Linked DNA regions of Homo sapiens: region 2 is linked to region 1. The links are chromatin contacts, found by Hi-C or POLR2A ChIA-PET in ENCODE. All regions are on one chromosome and are shown on one strand. The core of a region is the stretch at or near the end of the contact, and the rest is flanking DNA. Distances in the headings are between cores, read along the strand shown. Region 1 overlaps TSPAN14 (tetraspanin 14). Region 2 overlaps PRXL2A (peroxiredoxin like 2A).

Region 1 (4,259 bases), core at 942-3,441:
CCTCCTGAGTAGCTGAGACTACAGGTGTGCGCCACCAGGCCTGCTAATTTTTCTATTTTTGTTAGAGACTGGGTTTCACCATATTGGTCAGGCTGGTCTTGAACTTCTGACCTCAGGTGATCCACCTGCCTCCCAAAGTGTTGGGATTACAGGTGTGAACCGCTGCGCCCAGCCTTTCCTGAATACTTTTGATCCTGGTTGCTTGAATCTGAGGATGTGGAACCTGTGGATATATGGAAGACTGACAGTATATTCTAGCTGACTGTGCAATTTTGTATAAAAAGATTTTTAAGCATCTTACAGCCATAATCTTTATGCCTTTCAGGCGTGGAAACATAGAGAATGAGGAGTAAATATAATTCTAAACTCTCTTATGTAGTTTCTTTGTGACCTGTACAAAGAGAACACTTCAAATCTACATTAGGCATGTAGGTCAAATCCCTGCAGCCTACTGGAGCAGCTCCTGTAACAGCCAGCTTTTAAAGACCCAGTTATTGGAGCAAAGTTTGTTTCTCCCCAAGAATGGGCCACTCATCACTTGGAACATCTATGGTGTTCAGGAGTGGCTCCCACCCCAATGGTGTCAGCCCTGCAAGGATGACCATGCTGGTTTTGTCTTGGTATCATCTGCAGGGCCCAGCCTGGAGCTGGGGATGCACTGAAGGCTCTGTTAATAATCTTCATTGGAGGGTCAGTCTCGGGGTGAAACAGTTGCCTGCTGCCAGGTCGGGTTGCAGTGTGTCCCTCCCTATCTTTAGGCACAGCTCTCGATCCCAAACTGGGGAGCTTCTAGATGTGCTGCCCTCATCTAGTACAAATTTAAACTAGCTGCTTTAGGGAGCATTTCCTGACCAGCTTGCCACCACCACCACCTCCTTCTCTCTGCCCTCCAGCACCTACTTGACTGCACTTAGTGAAGGGAGTCATGTTCTGAGTTCCCTGAGTCAGGCACAGGTCCCACTCTGAGTTGGTGTTTGTCTCCACGGCCTCATTCTCGGTGTCTTACATGCAGCAGTGCCCTGAACATGTAGAAACAAGTCTTTAGGTGTTTGTCTCCCACAGCAAAAGTCTTTTCACCCCATGGGCTTGGCAGGCGAGCCTGTGCACTGATGGATTGCTGGGTGGTTTGCTTCAACCTTGCTGATCTAGGGAGGCCACAGGGCCCAGCCCAGTCCTCCTGAGGTCTGGAGGCACAGCACCTTGGACTCCCTGGGTTCTTGTTCACATTGGGAATACTAGTGTAGACTGGGCCCAGACTCTCCACGTTTGTTTGCAACTAGCTGAGGAAGAGGCTCTGATGTGCTCTTACCAGGGGCATATAAAAGGATTCTGTGTATAGACATTTCATGTAGACTTAGATTTTCAGAAACAGGCCTGTCATGATGATCAGGGTATGGGTATAGGACACGTGCACTATGCCTGCTTTGGCCTAGCATCCTCCCTTGAGTGGGCAGCTTCACCTTCAATGGCAGAGGGAAGTAGGTTGGGACATCAACTTGGAAGTCAAGGTGCCAGGCCTCCTTTTGCCTAGCCATTTGAGAAGTGGGGGTGGGGTGGGTAGCAGGTGTGGGGTGAGTGGCAGGTGTGGGTGACCAGGCCCTGCCTCACCTAGGTGGGCAGGTGTTGCCCTGAGGCTGCTGGTGCAGTTGAATGAGCTGCCTGATGAATCATTCTGAAAATCTCTCATGGGTGCTGGGCGTGGTGGCTCATGCCTGTGATCCTAGCACTTTGGGAGCCCGAGGCAGTAGGATGGCTTAAGCAGGAGTTTGAGACCAGCCTGGGCAACATAGGGAGACCCCATCTCCCTATGTAGCTGGGACTGCAGGTGTGCACTGAGGTAGGAGGATCACTTGAGCCCAGGAGGTCAAGGCTGCAGTGAGCTGTGACGGTGCCACTGCACTCCAGCCTGGGTCACAGAGTGAGGCCCTGTCTCAAAAACGTAAAAGTGAAAATCTCCAATGGGGCCCAAGGCCTGAATGTTTTGTTTGCTTTTTTTTTGTTCCTCCAAGAAGGACCACAAACTCTATGTTTCAGTTACTTGAAGCCAGTTATTTTGTAGTATCTCCCTTAATTTAAGTTTGTTTGTTGTTTCCTCATGGTTAGCTGCAAGTTTTGCAGTTTTGTAAGGAATACTGCGGAAATGGTGAGTTCTAGGTGCATCCCCTTGGGAGGCACATGATGTGGGTCTGAGTCATTACCGGTGATATTGACAATGATCGCTTGCTTATGGTGATGTCTGCTGGGTTTCTCCCCTCTAAGTTACTATTTTGTTCTTTGTAAGTGTCCTGTGGGGAGATACTTTGAGATTATGCAAATACAGTATGCTATTTCACATCAAACTCATGACTGGTTTTAGGACCCATTGCAGATTCTTGGCACAGTCGGTTGTTTCTGTCATGGGTGTTGAATGCGATGATTTAATTCCATAATTCCTTCTACATTTATCATTTAACTATACAGAACTGCTGTAGCTATGTATCATTGTGCTACACATAACTTTTCCTTCTTTCCTGTTTATTTATCTCTGTGTGTGTATTAGAATGGGCTCATGAATTCTTATTTTATTCAATGAGTTAAAATCCGTTGTTATTATTGTTTATTTTGCCGCTCAGATTGTTCCAGATTTGGCCAGTGGGGGCTTTTTCAAGCTGCTGTGAATGACAGCTCTTCAAAACATGCATTTCCAAGTCTATCACAGTTCTGTTGAACTAGTTGCCATATGATTCTGGAGGCAGCTCCTGAGCCGTTCTGCTGTCCTGTGGAGCATGGCGTCAGTCACAGTAGGCCCATGGTTTTTAGTGTGCACCTTGTGAAGCCTTCCTTTCCCCCAGCCACCTGAAGATAAAAGTGTCCTGCTCTGCCTGCTTCCATGTTGGGTTTCTGGGTCAGAGTTTCTTTGAACAAAGCCTCCTGTAGCTTAAAAAATAATAAAAATAGTAAGCTTGGAAGTCACTGGACTAGGTGACCTCCATTCCAGGCCCAGTGCTTCTCCCACTGAGGACTCCCCTGACTCAAATCCACCCACTCTGCTGCTTTCCTGATGACAGCACTGAGGTAGACAGAGGCCTCCTCTCACCAGGTTAATGAGGAGGCCCCTCGGTGTCCTGAAACTTGGCAGGTTTTGGGTTGTGAGTTTTTGGTGGTGGAAATTCACAGTGTTTCAGTCACTAAGATCAGGGTTTTTACAGGATGCCAGGCACTGAGACCCTCAGACCCTTTGGAGAGCCTGGTGGAGCTCAGAGCTGGGGCCCAGCCTCTCCTGCACCTGCATGTGGAGGCCATCCAGGGCTGGCGGTCAGGGGCTTGATGGCCTTGGAAGCTGGGGGCCCACCTTCCCCACACTGTGCCAGGGCAGTGTTTGTCACCCTGTGATAAAGGAGGGGATCCAGCCCCCCTGACGTTGTGCAGCTGTGTAGTGACTTCCCACAGTAAAGAGTCAAACTTCTTCACTCCAGTGAGCGGTTGCTGCCACCATGATGGGTTTTTTTTTTTTTTTTAAATTAAAGTTTTTTTTTTTCTTTTTTGTTGGAAACCACAGGTTCACATGCCACGGTGTCTGATTTTGCAGTGTTTCTGGTGGCCCCTGGATTTGGCGTTTGGGTTAATGAGGGAATGGGTCAGGGATGTGCATGGACAGTTCTGGCTCTAAGGGGTGAGTCAGAGAGAGCCGAGCCCCTCCTTCCATCCTCAGAGGGTGAGATTGCTGTGGGCAGCTGAGCAGCCTGCCCTGGCCTGCCTTAGTGATTCTCTCTCCTACTGGGGCCCATTCCCTTTCATATTCGCCTGCCCCCTCCTAGGCTTCTCTCCCTGGGCCTGCCTGTTCCTTTGGCCTGTGAATGTTCCTCAGCACCTAGTGGGCTCTAGAGACCCCCTTCTCAGATGGTAGGAATGTCTAGGCCCCAGGTGCTACTAGAGGTGCAGCAGAAACTCCGCCTTCCTTGGGGGATGTGGCTGCCCTTCCTTGGGATGGGCCTGTGATCAGGTCAGAGGCCAGTTCTGGGAGCCTCAAAGGCCAGGTGGTGTTGAAGGATTGGCTTCGGAGAATGAGAGGGAAGGAGAGATAGTAAGGATAATTTGGGGGCATGGGGTGTATGTAGCTCAGGATATGGGTGGTGGGTGTTGTCATTGTCACTTGGGTCCTTAGGAAAAAGAGGGGCCAGAGGAGGGGTGGGGTTGAAGGTAGAGAGCCAGGTAAGAGACCTTCAGACCTTCCCTGAGAGGTCATGAGGAACTGACCTGTGCCCTCAGGACGGGAGGGG
Region 2 (4,259 bases), core at 813-3,312, 43 kb before region 1:
GATGAGCAGCTGCACAAGGAGCACAGCTCATCGGTGGCTCTGCTAGGCCTGAACTCAGGTTTGCTGACTTTAAGTTCAAGGAGCACAGCTCATGGGTGGCACTGCTGGGGCCTGAACCCAGGTTTGCTGACTTTAAGTTTTGTTTTCTGTGCTTGAACAAAAGCGTAGTTTTATTCTGTTTTTGAATTTACTCTCTTGCAGTGTTCCAGGCCACCATGGATGGATGATAGAAAAAAAAATAAGAGGAGAAAATAAGGAATAGAACCAGGCGTAATTAGGGGAAGTGGCAAGGAGGTTGCGGGGAGACGATGCTTTTTTCTGTGGGGATCTTGGTGTCAGGGCTGGCCTAGGAAAGGTATCTGACTCCTCTGCAAACAGGCTATTATTATAGGTCCTGGCTGTGAGGCTCCACAAGCAGCATGGAGCCCTAGGGGAAGGTGTGGAAAGGAGGAATGGGGTCTCTATAGGCCCAAGAGCCAGGTAGGCAGTTGTTTGTGTCAGAGTCTAGGCAGCCTTGAGCCATGGTGGTTCCCCTGCCCTGGAGGGCAGTGTCAGCAGAGGCCAGGAGGATGTGTAGCAGGGATGGAGCAAAGTGGATGAGGGGGCTGGGCGCGGTGGCTCACACCTGTAACGCCAGCACTTTGGGAGGCCAAGGCGGGCGGATCACTTGAGGCCAGGAGTTCCAGACCAGACCAGACTGGCCAACATGGCAAAATCCCATCTCTACTAAAGAAAAGCTTAAAAAATTAGCCGGGTGTAGTGGTGCGCACCCATAGTCCCAGCTACTTGGGAGGCTGAGGCAGGAGATTTGCTTGAACCCAGGAGGCAGAGGCTGCAGTGAGCTGAGATTGTGCCACTGAACTCCAGCCTAGGGGACAGGGCAAGATTCCATCTCAAAAAAGCAAGTGGATGAGGGAAGGGTATGGGAGAAGGACCTGGAAACTGGTGGCCTGACTTCTAGGCCTGTCTCTGTCAATTTTGGACATGACATTAACGTGTAGAAAGTGTTTTCTTTCTGTAGAAAGATGGGGTTTATCTGCATTGTTGGATCTCACTATTAATGTTGATAATTACATACTCTTCCCAATTTGGGAGGAATAAAAGGGAATAGAAATCCTTCAAGTTTAAGCTTTATTTCTTTTTTTTCAGATGGAATCTCACTGTGTTGCCCAGGCTGGAGTGCAGTGGTGCGATCTCGGCTCACTGCAAGCTCCACCTCCTGGGTTCACGCCATTCTCCTGCCTCAGCCTCCTGAGTAGCTGAGACTACAGGCACCCACCACCACACCCAGCTAATTTTTTTGTATTTTCAGTAGAGACAGGGTTTCTACTCATGATCTGCCCGCCTCAGCCTCCCAAAGTGCTGGGATTACAAGCTCACGCCTGGCCTGAGCTTTATTTCTTATGTCTTCCTTTTACAGCTTGGTAACTGATTCGCTTGACTATATTAGAATTTAGCATAAAATGGTGTCTGATTTAACATAAACCTATTTGCTAATTTTCTGGTAAATCTGTCAAAGTGTCTTAGTAATAATGGTTTCCAATGAGTGCCTGTCTTGTTCTACGTGCTCAAGTACATGGTCTCATGTCTTCCTCACAACCAGTCTAGGATGTTAGGCATTTTTATTCCCATCCACATATACAGCAGTTGGCCTAGAGATTTAAAATAACTCAGCCAAAGACACAGCTAAGTGGTACAATGGAAATGAAACTTAGGAACTCAAATCTGTCAAACTCCAGAGACCCTTCCCGGCCCGGCCCTGCCCTGCCCCGCCCCGCCCCTAGCCTCTCCTGCCCTGCCCTGCCCCTAGCCTCTCCTGCCCTGCCCTGCCCTGCCCTGCCCCTAGCCTCTCCTGCCCTGCCCTGCCCCTAGCCTCTCCTGCCCTTCCCTGCCCCTAGCCTCTCCTGCCCTGCCCTGCCCCTAGCCTCTCCTTGGAGGTGTTTCCCAGCGACCACTTCCTGATGTCCTTATGCTTGGGCAGGCCACTTCCCCAGTGGATTGCCCATCCTCTTCCCACTCTGACAACGTGGGGTTCCTTCCCCTACCCGCCTCTGCCTTCTCATGGCCTCTAGGGCAGGGCTTGGCATGCCTGCCAGCCTTTTCTTGCCTGGCGATGACTCATCTGGTGCTCATGGGCCCTACTGGCATGTTTCTGATGTTGCTAGGTGTGTTTGACTTTTGTTCGTATTCCCTGGAGCCCCTGGCCTTCATTCTCCTAGGCGGAAGGTTAACTGGCTAGCTGAACTTCAGGACTTACTTCAGTTCTTGTTGGGTGTAGAGTTTTTGTAGTCTAAAATTGGGGTGGTGGGGATTTCCTTTTTTTTTTTTTTTTTTTTTTTTTCTGGAGACAGAGGTTCACTCTTGTTGCCCAGGCTGGAGTGCAATGGCACGATCTCAGCTCACTGCAACCTCCACCCCCCCGGGTTCAAGCGATTCTCCTGCCTCAGCCTCCCGAGTAGCTGGGATTACAGGTACCCGCTGCCATGCCCAGCTAATTTTTGTATTTTTAGTAGAGGCAGGGTGTCACCATGTTGGCCAGACTGGTCTCAAACTCCTGACCTCAAGTGATCTATCCACATTGGTCTCCCAAAGTGCTGGGATTACAGGCGTGAGCCGCCGCACCCTGCCTGAATTTTCTTTTTAATAATAATCTTGAAAGCATTCTTAAAGAAGAAGCAGCTGGGCAACATAGCAAAACCCCATCTCTATAAAGAATAAAAAAGTTTAGCCGGCGTGGTGACATGCACCTGTAGTCCTGGCTACTTGGGAGGCTGAAGCAGGAGGATTTCTTGAGCACAGGAGTTCAAGGCTGCAGTAAGCTATGATCGCACCACTGAACTACAGCCTGGGAAACAGAGCAAGACCCTGTCTGTAAATAAATAAATAAAAAGTGTGTTTGCACTACAGAAAATTTAAAAACAGCAGAACATAGAAGGTGGGGAAAACCATCCTATGAGCTCAGCCACCGTGGAAAATCCACTGGAACAAAGCTGAATGGCCTTTCCTTTTGTTTTGCTTTGCTCTAGAAAATTGTACTAGATGTTCTTTTTTCATTTAACAGTATATTGTGAACATTTTCCTATGTCACTATATATTGTTAGTTTTTTGTTCGTGTTTTTGTTTGTTTGTTTGTTTAGATGGAGTCTTGCTCTGTCGCCCAGGCTGGAGTGCAGTGGCGCGATCTCGGCTCACTGCAACCTCCGCCTCCCAGCCTCCCAGGTTCAAGGGATTATCCTGTTTCAGCCTCCTGAATAGCTGGGACTAAAGGCTTGAGCTACCGTACCTGGCTAATTTTTGTATTTTTAGTAGAGACCGAGTTTCACCGTGTTGGCCAGGCTGGTCTTGAACTCCTGACCTCAAGTGATCCGCCCACCTCAGCCTCCTAAAGTGCTGGGAGTACAGGTGTGAGCCACAGCACGCAGCCTATTAGTATTTTTAATGTCTGTATTATGGTTTACTGAGCAAGTAAATATAATTTTCTGATCTGCTTGCCCATAATCTCTGCAGTGTGGTGGGCCTTTTTTTTTTTTTTAAGTCTTTATAAATAATGACACAGTGTATTTACAGATTTTCTTTTTAAGATGAGTTTCCAGATGTAATGAATCAAAGAACTCTAACAAGGATTCCTTGATGCTGATCTCAAACATGTTATTTTGTCTTTTTTTTACTACCTCCAACTTTAGATAACTTTGGGGTATCTTGTGTCTTAGTGCATTTTTTTTCACTGTATGAGAAGAAAGTGGCTTCCAGTTTCTTAGAAGACTAAAGAAAAATGAGGGTCTCTCTTTTAGATGGTCATTCAGTGCCTTCCAAAGTCTAACCTCTGAGCTCCACTTCCACACCTTTGGGCCTTTCTGTGTTAGCTTCATTTTTTTCTCTTCACCTGGTATGTTCTTTTACCTGCATCTCTACTTGTAGACATCCTGGTTACCCTCCGTGCCTCTGTGAGGCCTTCCCTGATTGCCCTTGTCATGCTTTATCACTTCTGACTTCCTGCTTCTAGAGCTGCTGGTACAGGCCAGATGGATGTGGCCTTCTCCGGTCTATCTTCCCTCAAAGACTGAACTCCTTGAGGGCAGGAGCCAGGCCATATTTGGATCTGTGTCCTTTGCTATTCAAGCAAAAGGCTTGACAGACAGCTGGTCCTCGATGCCTGTCTCATGAACGAACGATTTAGGATGAGGACTGACATTATCTCTTGTTTCCTTTTAGGGCATTCTTCTTGAGCACCGAGAAAAAGAATTTGGAGACAAAGTAAA

The links. A loop is a pair of places that touch in the nucleus more often than their neighbours do. ChIA-PET counts read pairs that join two places held with the same protein, here RNA polymerase II (POLR2A). Pooled maps may share reads with other maps.
Region 2: a loop to region 1 is called in a pooled map, with 4 times the contacts of the local background. The contact joins two enhancer-like sites. A Hi-C loop is called at or near these places in 1 of 168 maps with a recorded cell type or tissue (PC-9) and 4 of 50 pooled maps. POLR2A ChIA-PET finds 5 or more read pairs at or near these places in 12 of 52 experiments (CD4-positive, alpha-beta memory T cell, Caco-2, HCT116 and 9 more).

Annotation. Positions count from the first base shown.
Region 1 is chr10:80,470,205-80,474,463 of GRCh38, forward strand. All of the region lies in intron 1 of TSPAN14 (tetraspanin 14), which reads left to right. Among named protein-coding and RNA genes, the nearest start is that of TSPAN14, 18 kb to the left of the region's middle. RefSeq lists enhancers at 1,039-1,278, 1,289-1,358, 2,059-2,288, 2,921-2,970. Within about 2 kb of position 2,192, at least 15 of the 41 ENCODE cell types and tissues checked have a DNase peak (open chromatin) inside an H3K27ac peak, as active enhancers do; they include HCT116 and PC-9, where a contact is called at or near this core.
Region 2 is chr10:80,427,774-80,432,032 of GRCh38, forward strand. PRXL2A (peroxiredoxin like 2A) reads left to right here. Exons shown (of 6, transcript NM_032333.5): 6 at 4,213-4,259. Among named protein-coding and RNA genes, the nearest start is that of PRXL2A, 21 kb to the left of the region's middle. Within about 2 kb of position 2,063, at least 7 of the 41 ENCODE cell types and tissues checked have a DNase peak (open chromatin) inside an H3K27ac peak, as active enhancers do; they include HCT116 and PC-9, where a contact is called at or near this core.